2 separate regions of the Homo sapiens genome follow, and region 2 is linked to region 1. Evidence: chromatin contacts called from ENCODE Hi-C data. All regions are on one chromosome and are shown on one strand. The core of a region is the stretch at or near the end of the contact, and the rest is flanking DNA. Distances in the headings are between cores, read along the strand shown. Region 1 holds the start of PRDX4 (peroxiredoxin 4). Region 2 overlaps PTCHD1-AS (PTCHD1 and PHEX antisense RNA).

Region 1 (4,791 bases), core at 958-3,457:
GGTGATCGGATGGCCTCGGCCTCCCAAAGTGCTGAAATTATAGACGTGAGCCACCACACCTGGCCTTTCCGTTCTTTTTTAAACACAAATTTGCCACGTGTTGCATCCCGCCTTTTTTTTCTCCTTAAAGGAAACAGTAAATTAATTATGAACAGTTTTTGATATTACTAAAAATTATTTGAAAATATGGCCTTAATGGCTCCATAATAGTCTTTACTAACAAAAGTCTTTGTATCTTTAATTATAGATAAGCCTACATGTGACAGAGAAATGTAGTAAACAACTAAAATGTTAAGTTTTGCTGGTAAAGGGAAAGCTTTGAAGTAGATTTGTTTCCTATGGAAAATATATGTAATGTAAGTAAACACTTAACTGGCTGACATATTTAAAATACTTTCCCAGGCAAGTAAAACCAGTGGGACTTGGAAATACTGATTTTAAAATTTAAGACTGGTTTTGTTAAAAATCTCAAAGTAGGCTGGGCACCGTGGCTCACGCCTGTAATCTCAGCACTTTGGGAGGCCAAGGCAGGCGGATCATGAGGTCAGGAGTTCCAGACCAGCCTGGCCAATATAGTGAAACCCCGTCTCTACTAAAAATACAAAAAATAGCCGGGTGTGGTGGTGCGCGCCTGTAGTCCCAGCTACCTGGGAGGCTGAGGCAGAAGAATCGCTTGAACCCGGGCGGCGGAGGTTGCAGTGAGCCGAGATCGCGCGACCGCACTCCAGCCTGGGTGCCTGGGTGACAGAGCAAGACTTCATCTCAAATAAAAAAAAAAAAAAAGTCCCAAAGTGGTTAACTGAAAGTACTTACTTTCAGCAAGTAAGAACTGTAAATGTTTAAGAGGACAAAACAGTTTTTCTCATTTATCACTCCCAACCAACCCATCCTAAGTCATAACAACATTCCATTTAACTCTAGGGATTCAGAATTTGAAGCATTACTTTTTTCACTGAATACTGGCATGGAACATGCTGTAACTGAACCATAAAAACCAACTACACACCTACAGAATGTCAAATGATCTGCAGGAAAAGCAGGTTACTGAATAGCAAGCAAGAGACAGCCTTTATCTATAGCCACTGTTCACTTTTGGTTAATTTTAACATCCAGATGTAGCAGGCTACAACTTTCACAGTATCTACTTCGTCTGACGTGTCATTCCTGAAAGTGGCCATTAGCTTTGTACACTGGACAGAAATGCAAATAATCAAAAACCAAATTGGCAGGACACAAATTTGCCACGAGGTTTATCATCAACCCAAATGCATACTTCTAACCTTTTCCCCCATTTCCCTCAAAAGTACACTCTGTAATAGGTTCTTCATGTCTGAGAAACATAAGGAATATCCATTAACTACACAGGCTTTGGGGAAGGTGGCTTTCAGTAATAATCTTTGTAAGATGCAAACAAAAAGGAAGAAAGAAAAATGAAATGTTTGACCTCCCGAGCACTGTGTTTAGCAACTTTTCTGTTTAATCAAACTTTTTGTGAATCATTATTCAACCTATCAATGTCTTCCTTCGCTGAAATAGTACCTGAAAAAGACAGGATGTGCTGAAGGCACTTTGAGATGTTTCAGGAACTGTTTCAGTTTGCCCAACATCCTCGATGCAAACTCGGGACTAGGGCCACCCACTTTCCCTCAGCTGCGGCTTTTGGGGTAACCACTACCTCTTCTAAAATCTGATCAGTGGAAACCATACCTTTCTTCACAGCTAGAACTCCCCTTTATTCCCCTCCCCGCCCTCCTAGGTGAGAACCAGGCCCGCCCAGGGCCCGGAGGCAGCCCAGGGGGTGCCGCCCAAGCCCAGATTCCGGGGGTGTAACCGGGGTACACGTGTCTCCGGAATCTCCCCTCCCACCCTTTGGCGGGACACCACCTACTCTTCGCTTTGCTTAGGTGCAGGGAGTGGTCGGCGACCGATACCCGGGATGCCTCTCCCGGGTACACTTGTCCACCCGCGTAGAAGTGGCACTCCTCTTCGCGAGTCCGGGGCCTCTCCTCTGTCTCCCAGCCCTGCACAGCTCCAGCCGGCAGCAGGAACAGCAGTAGCGGCAGCAGAAGCAGCCTTCGGTGGCGGCCGTGGTCCGGAGTTGTCGCGGCTAGCAGCGGCAGCGCCTCCATGACCACGCGAGCGCAGAAACACGTCCCTTGGCGCGAGCGCCGCTTCTGCCGCCGCCGGGCAGCTACAACCGCGTGCACGACGCCCGCGCGAACCGGGGCGCGGCCTCGCGAGACCAGCTCCTCCCCCTACCCCCCCTATCTGCTCCCCGCCCCGCCACGTGGGCGCCGGCCGCACCTCCCCCATCCCAAGCCTGCATTTGCGCCTGCGTCCCGCGGCTGACCAGGACCGGGAGCGTTGCCCAACTCTGTGAAGGCAGCGACAAGGTCTCCTGACCTCCGCGCTGTTTTAGACATCTTTCCACGTCCATCTCTTCCACAAAGCCTCACCACTGCACACAAGCCCCTCACAAGCGGAATCTAACCTATATGCTTGTGAATGGCTTGCATTTTATACTTCTAATAAGCTTTTTAAAAAGTCACTTAACGTTTTTAAAAATTATATTTACTTGACAAATCATAATTGTATACATTCGTGGGATGCAATGTGATTTTTTGAAATATGTATCCAATGTGGGATGATTACATCACATTAACTTATCCATCGCCTTGTTTACCTATGACTTTTATGGTGAGACATTTCAAATTTACTCTTATTCATTTTGAAATATACATTATTATTGACTGTATTTACCCTGCTGCTTACCAGAGGTTGGGAAGTAGGGAAGGCGAGGCGAGAGGGAAGGAATGGGGAGTTAGTTGTTGGTCAGAGGTTACCAAGTTCCAGATAGACAGGAATAAGTTTCAAGATCTAATAGACATTTACTAATTTTTTTTCTTGAAGTGATTTGTGTGAACGGGGCCATGATCTGCACTACTTGCAGCTCTTTTAAGTCCTGGAAAAACTTAGGGAGGGTAGGTCTAACCATTTACTTTCCTCCAGCATGCAAGGGCGTACAGGCAGTTTTTAGTGACCTAATCTATTGTTTCAAAGACAGCTTTTTTTTTTTTTAATTTAAATGAAGACTTGAAAAGTTACCAGAAAACTCTCCCAGCAGTGTTGTTCCTTTTTCTGACAATTACCCCATCACCCAACCCCTGGCCTTTTCCCTGCCCTCCCCACCCATCTCCCCGCCGTGGGCACCGCCCCGCTTGCCGCTGCAACCTGCCGTGTGCGTCTGCGCACTGGGGGCAGGCCCAGGCCACCGAGCGTCCACCAACTGGACTAAGACCACCTTGTGTCGTCACTTGTGACCGATCTTCTGCACTCCCACCCTCAGCACTGTTTTAGACCCTGTTCATCCTTCTGGGCCCATCTTGTACACAAAACTTCGCAGGTGACTGGCCTCGCGCCCTCAGCACTGTTGTAGGCCTTCTCATCCTTCACACCTATTTCTTCCACAAAGCTTCGCCCATGGCTGTCTTCCCACCATTGAAGTGCCAACGACCCTCGCCGCCAGCACTTGTTAGACATCCTTCCACGCCCATCTCTCCCAAAAAGCCTCCTCATCCCACGCCACCCCCGCCCCTCAAAGGGAAACTGACCTTTCTGCCTCTGAATAGCTCGCGTTTTATCCCTCTAACAGACATTTCTTATTCTTTTCCTTGCAGTGATCTTTGTGAACAGCCATGACTCCTCTCTCAAGTCGGAGCCCTTTTCAGGTCCCCAGAAAACTTGGAGAAGAAAAGTCTAACCTGAAAAGCCATATCCCTAGACCATTTCTTCTCTTCCAGCTGGAAAGGAACTATGGGGCAAACAGGCAATGTTGCAACTTAACCCTGTGTTAGGTTGTTTTTTTTTTTTTTTTTTTTTTTAGACAGAGTCTCGCTCTGTCGCACAGGCTGGAGTGCAGTGGCAATCTCGGCTCACTGCAACCTCCACCTCCCAGGTTCAAGTAATTCTCCTGCCTCGGCCTGCCGAGTAGCTGGGATTACAGGTGCGCGCCACCATGCCCAGCTAATTGTGATCCGCCCACCTTGGCCTCCCAAAGTGCTGGGATTACAGGCATGAGCCTGTATGATCCCAGGGTGCCCTCTGTCCTCCTGCAAGTGCTTGTTATCTTTCTTTTTAAATTAAAAAAAATTTTTTGTGGCTACATAGTAGGTATATGTATATATATATGTATATGTATATATATATATTTATGGGGTATATGGGATATTTTGATTCAGGCACACAGTGTGTAACAATCACATCATGGCAAATGGGTTATCCATCACCTCAAGCATTTATCATTTGTGTTACAAACAATCCAATTATACTCTTTTAGTTATTTTAGGGTATACAATTAAATTGTTATTGACTATAGTCACCCTGTTGTGCTATCAAATACTAGGTCTTATTCATTCTATATTTCTGTACCCACTAACCATCCCCACTTTCCTCCCCAGCCCCCCACTACCCTTCCCAGCCTCTAGTAACCATTCTTCTACTCTCTATCTCTATGAGTTCAATTGTTTTAATTTTTAGCTCCCACAATTAAGTGAGAACATGTTAAGTTTGTTTTCTGTAAGCACCTGTTATCTTTCTGAATCCTGCAGAAACCATCCTAAGTTTGTCTTTCCTCTACTAGACTGTGGGCTGTCTGGGGCTGAAATCAATGTGTAATAGGTCTTTGTTTCCCAAAGAACCTGGCCCACAGTAAGCAACTGACATTGCAAACACCTGATTTTATAAATAACACCTAATATTGCAGACAGCCTCAGTTTCAAGTTGCTTTCACAT
Region 2 (4,791 bases), core at 1,670-4,169, 1.1 Mb after region 1:
TTGAGCAGTGTTTTGTAATTCTCATTGTGGAGATATTTTACCTCTCTGGTTAGCTGAATTGTTAAGTATTTTATTCTTTTTGTGGCAATTGTGAATGGGATTGTGTTCCTGATTTGTCTCTCGGGTTGGCTGTTGTTGGTGTATAGGAATGTTAGTGATTTTTGCACATCAATTTTGTATCCTGAAACTTCGCTGAAGTTGTTTATCAGTTCAAGGAGCTTTTGGGCCAAGACTGTGAAAACTTTTTAGATACAGAATCATGTTGTCTGCACACAGGGATGGTTTGACTTCCTCTCTTCCTGTTTCAATGATCTTTATTTCTTTCGCTTGCCTGATTGCTCTGGCCAGGACTTGCAATACTATGTTGAACAGGAATGGTGAGAAAGGGCATCCTTGTCTTTTGCTAGTTTTCAAGGGGAATACTTCCAGCTTTTGCCTGGTTAGTATGATGTTGGCTGTGGGTTTCTCCTAGATGGCTCTTATTATTTTGAGGTATATTCCTTCAATAACTAGTTTATTAAAAGTTTTTAACATGAAAGGATGTTGAATTTTACTGAAAGCCTTTTCTGCATCTATTGAGGTAATCATGTGGTTTTTATCTTTAGTTTGGTTTATGTGATGAATCACATTTATTGATTTGTGTGTGTTGAACCAGCCTTGCATCCCAGGATAAAGCCTACATCATTGTGGTGGATTAGCTTTTTGATGTGCTGCTGGATTCGGTTTACAAGTATTTTGTTGAGGATTTTTGCCTCTGTGTTCATCAAGGATGTTGGCCTGAAGTTTTCTCTTTTTTATTGTCTCTCTGACAGGTTTTGGTATCAGGATGATGCTGGAATCATAGAATGATTTGGGGAGGAGTCCCTCCTTATCAATTTTTTTGCAATAGTTTCAGTAGGAATGGTACTATCTCTTCGTATATCTGGTAGAATTTGGCTGTGAATCCTTCCGGTCCTGGGCATTTTTCGGTTGGTAGGCTGTTCATTACTGAATCAATTTTGGAACTTGCTATTGGTCTGTTCAGGGCTTCAGTTTCTTCTTGGTTCAGTCTTGGAAGGGTGTATGTGTCCAGGAATTTATCCATTTATTCTAGATTTTGTGGTTTGTGTGCATGGAGGCGTTGAGAGTAGTCTCTGATGGTTGTTTGTATTACTATGTGGTCAGTGGTAACATTCTCTTTGTCGTTTCTAATTGTGTTTATTTGGGTCTTCTCTCTTTTATCCCTTTAATAGTCTAGCTAGCAGTCTAGTCTATCAATTATATTAATATTTAAAAAAAAACAGCTCTTGGATTCCTTGATCTTTTGGATGGCTTTTTGTGTCTCGGTCTCCTTCAGTTCTGCTCTGATTTTGGTTATTTCTTGTCTTCTGCTAGATTTGGGGTTGGTTTGCTCTTGCTTCTCCAGTTCTTTTAGTTGTGATGTTAGGTTGTTAATTTGAGATCTTTCTAACTTGCCGATGGGGACATTTATTGAAAAATATGGAATGCTTCATGAATTTGTGTGTCATCCTTGCACAGGGATCATGCTAGTCTTCTCTGTATCATTCCAATTTTAGTATATATGCTGCTGAAGTGAGCATGGTATGGATTTTTCAAAGTGTATAATGAGTCACTATTAATTTTTATATTGAAGACAATATCATTATCATGCTCAAGATCATTTGTAGGGCTTTTATCCAGAGATGTGATGAAACAATGCTCCAAACTCTAGGACTCCTTATGCAGTGATAGGAGAAAAACAATGACCAAACACTTATGAAACATAGGTAGTTAGATTTCTTTGAATAAAATTACCATTTTTTAAATGTGAAACATGTCTTTAAGACTCCTGCATGTTAAGGTCAGCAGTGATTAATTTAGAAACTGTGAATGTTAATTGAAGGCACAGTTTCTTCTGGAACCTTTTAAACGTTTGACTCATGCTGGTTAATTAGAAGGGCAAAAATCACTCCATTGTGTAAATATAGGGAGAGCTTCTTTTCCCCACTAATGTGAATACATATTTGTTGGGTTGTATGAAAGGAGAGGAAGTAATTAGCCAGGTGAAATGGGTAAGGTGACAATGACTTTGAGATTTCAAATTATTTCCAATCTTAGGTTTTACTGAGCTGTGCCAGTATACCTGGTCCTAATCCAATAGAGAGTTAAAAACCAATGTTCTAATGCTTTAATAAGGTTGGAATTATACACCATGGTTTTGTATCCGTAGATAGGTAGCCAAAGCATTCTAAGATTTCCTCCTGCCATAATTTTTAATCTAACTAGTAAATTATATAATCTACAAAAGACTGCAATGGCCAAGTCTTGGAAGTATCAGTTACTCAGATGAAGCCATTTCTTTGTATTTATTGTTGGTTTGACCAAACCTAAAATTGAAGAATTTTTCGGAATTGTCCTTGCTTCTCTTTCAGATAGCCTTTATAAAATGGAAGACATTTATAGAGCATCTAAGATTTGGGATAAAGTTTTCACACCTTCTCCAAATCTTTCTCATGAGGTAGGTGCAACCTAAATAATCAAAGGGAAATAATATCAGGTTGAGAAATGTATAACATTAAATTATTACAGTGTTTGTGTATAAAGTGAGATACACTCACATAAGAGTTGTTACGCTTACATGGCAGACCCCTGGGGCCCTTCCTAGGAAAATTCACGGCAAATCACGGTAGTTCAGTATCCCTCCTCATCACTACCATCCTAAAGAGGTAAAATCTATTAAAATCAGCACTGAGGGCAATAGTGGCAGAGAGAAGGCTGAAAGAGATCATGGCTGTAATGCTATGGTAGTGGAGATCAGGGTGTGGTTATGAATTGATGAATTGTGTCTTCTTGCATCAGTGCTTTCTTCGTTCCTCTTTTCTCTTCTGTACACTCCCATCCTGAGTCACTGGAAGTCTTTGAATGCCTGGTTTCCGGAGGAGAAAATCATCTCATAGTGTCTCGATTTGTCATAACTAGACATAATGACTAAGAACCAATTTCAGTTTTCTAGCTTTTGTTTTTTGTTTGTTTTAATTCACAGTTATGTAGATATAGCCATTGAGTAGAAGTTATAGAGTCAACCCACTTCTATTTTGGATGTGTTTCCTCCTGATAAGTTGAGCATGAAATCTAAATCTCATGAATTTTGAGTAAGTTATTTTGAAGTCTATATACTGTTTAGAGTTTTGACCAAAATAGTTTGTTACAGTATGCTTTGTTTTACTTATTTAAGAGACTATATGGCCAAAATATAAATATACCTAAAACTATAATTTCTAAGTGCACCCATTAGGAAAAAAAGCATTTATCAAATATTTTCACATATATTTTAAAATCTCACTTGATACTAGAATAAAATTCCATGTATTTTATTCCCTCAATATGTCATTAAAGCAGAACATGCTGTGAGGAGGAAATAAAAAGAGTTAAGCACGTTTTCATTGTGGAGTTCCACTCTCTATGTATAGAACTCTATATGACGGTCATGGAAATTAAAATGAATTTGATGTTAGCAGTAATTAATTTGCTTATTCTAATAATATAATGAATTAACAGATTTTTGTTCTTATATCAAGTGGGAAATGATTTTATCGTTATGTAAATATAACAAAATGTAAAAATTTTAAGGAAGGACTGCATTTAATAATGATTTAGATAAAACAAGGGGGGTTTTTATTTGGTTTTGGGGGTAAAGATTTTTTTGTTTTGGGGTGTTTTTTGGTTTTTTTTTAGCATTTTAGGTTTGGGGGTACATGTGAAGGTTTGTTACATAGGAAAACTCATGTCATGGGGGTTTGTTATACAAATTATTTTATCACCCAGGGGTTAAGCCCAGTACCCGATAGTTACCTCTTCTGCTCCTCTCCCTCCTCCCTCCCTCCACTCTCAAGTAGACCCCCAGTGTCTGTTGTTTCCTTCTTTGTGTTCATAAGCTCTCATCATTTAGCTTCCACTTATAAGTGAGAACACGTAGTATTTGGTTTTCTTTTCCTGTATTAGTTTGCTGAGGATAATAGCATTCAGCTCCATCCATGTTCCTGCAAAAGACATGATCTCGTTCTTTTCTATGGCTGCACTGTTTGCTTTTTAATGTGGAAGGAAACTATTTTTTTGCCTGTCGAGTTCTGTTACATAGGTTCACAGGCTAAACACATCACCATCACAGTGAGTTGTGTACAAGCTGTGAGTAAAGGAAGGCACCAAATCTCTGTTCAATGTTCCTATTCCTCCCATGAGTTAGAGATGGAGGCATAAGAGTAGTCCTTGAGTAACGGAGAGGTTATGCTCCTCCGTTACTCCATCTAGGAGACCTTATGCTCTGAGAACCATACCACATTCATGTCTAGCCATCTATATATCTAGATTTTTAATGAATCATCTATGTGAGCAATAAGATAGAGGGCTGTAGTAAAGGATTCTTTCAGTCAATGTGAATAATTACACTGAAAGTATTTGCTTTGTCAAACATATTATTAATATATCATAAAAAGTTTTGGGCTAGGCACGGTGTCTCATGCCTGCAATCCTAGCACTATGGGAGGCCGAGGCGGGTGGATCACCTGAGGTCAGGTGTTCGAGACCAGCCTGGCCAACATGGTGAAACCCTGTCTCTACTAAAAACAAAAATTAGCCATGCGTGGTGGTGGGTGCTTGTAATCCCAGCTACTCGGGAGGCTGAGGCAGGATAATCTCTTGAACCCAGGAGGTGGAGGTTGCAGTGCACCGAGATCGCACCATTGCACTCCAGCCTGGGTGACAAGAGTGAAACTTCATCTCCAAAAAAAAAAGTTTTTGATAACATATGTGAAT

The links. Hi-C counts contacts between places; a loop is a spot of excess contacts on that map. Pooled maps may share reads with other maps.
Region 2: a loop to region 1 is called in a pooled map, with 6 times the contacts of the local background. The contact joins the enhancer-like site here to the promoter of PRDX4 in region 1. A Hi-C loop is called at or near these places in 3 of 37 single-sample maps with no recorded cell type and 2 of 50 pooled maps.

The regions. Positions count from the first base shown.
Region 1 is chrX:23,664,909-23,669,699 of GRCh38, reverse strand. It overlaps PRDX4 (peroxiredoxin 4), which reads right to left and starts at 2,207. Exons shown (of 7, transcript NM_006406.2): 1 at 1,889-2,207. The coding sequence starts at 2,129. RefSeq lists silencers at 1,745-1,874, 2,225-2,404 and enhancers at 2,154-2,448, 4,692-4,791.
Region 2 is chrX:22,524,624-22,529,414 of GRCh38, reverse strand. All of the region lies in intron 4 of PTCHD1-AS (PTCHD1 and PHEX antisense RNA), which reads left to right. It also overlaps the pseudogene RNU6-266P. Among named protein-coding and RNA genes, the nearest start is that of CBLL2, 250 kb to the right of the region's middle. RefSeq lists enhancers at 2,959-3,088, 2,017-3,216. Within about 2 kb of position 2,919, at least 3 of the 41 ENCODE cell types and tissues checked have a DNase peak (open chromatin) inside an H3K27ac peak, as active enhancers do.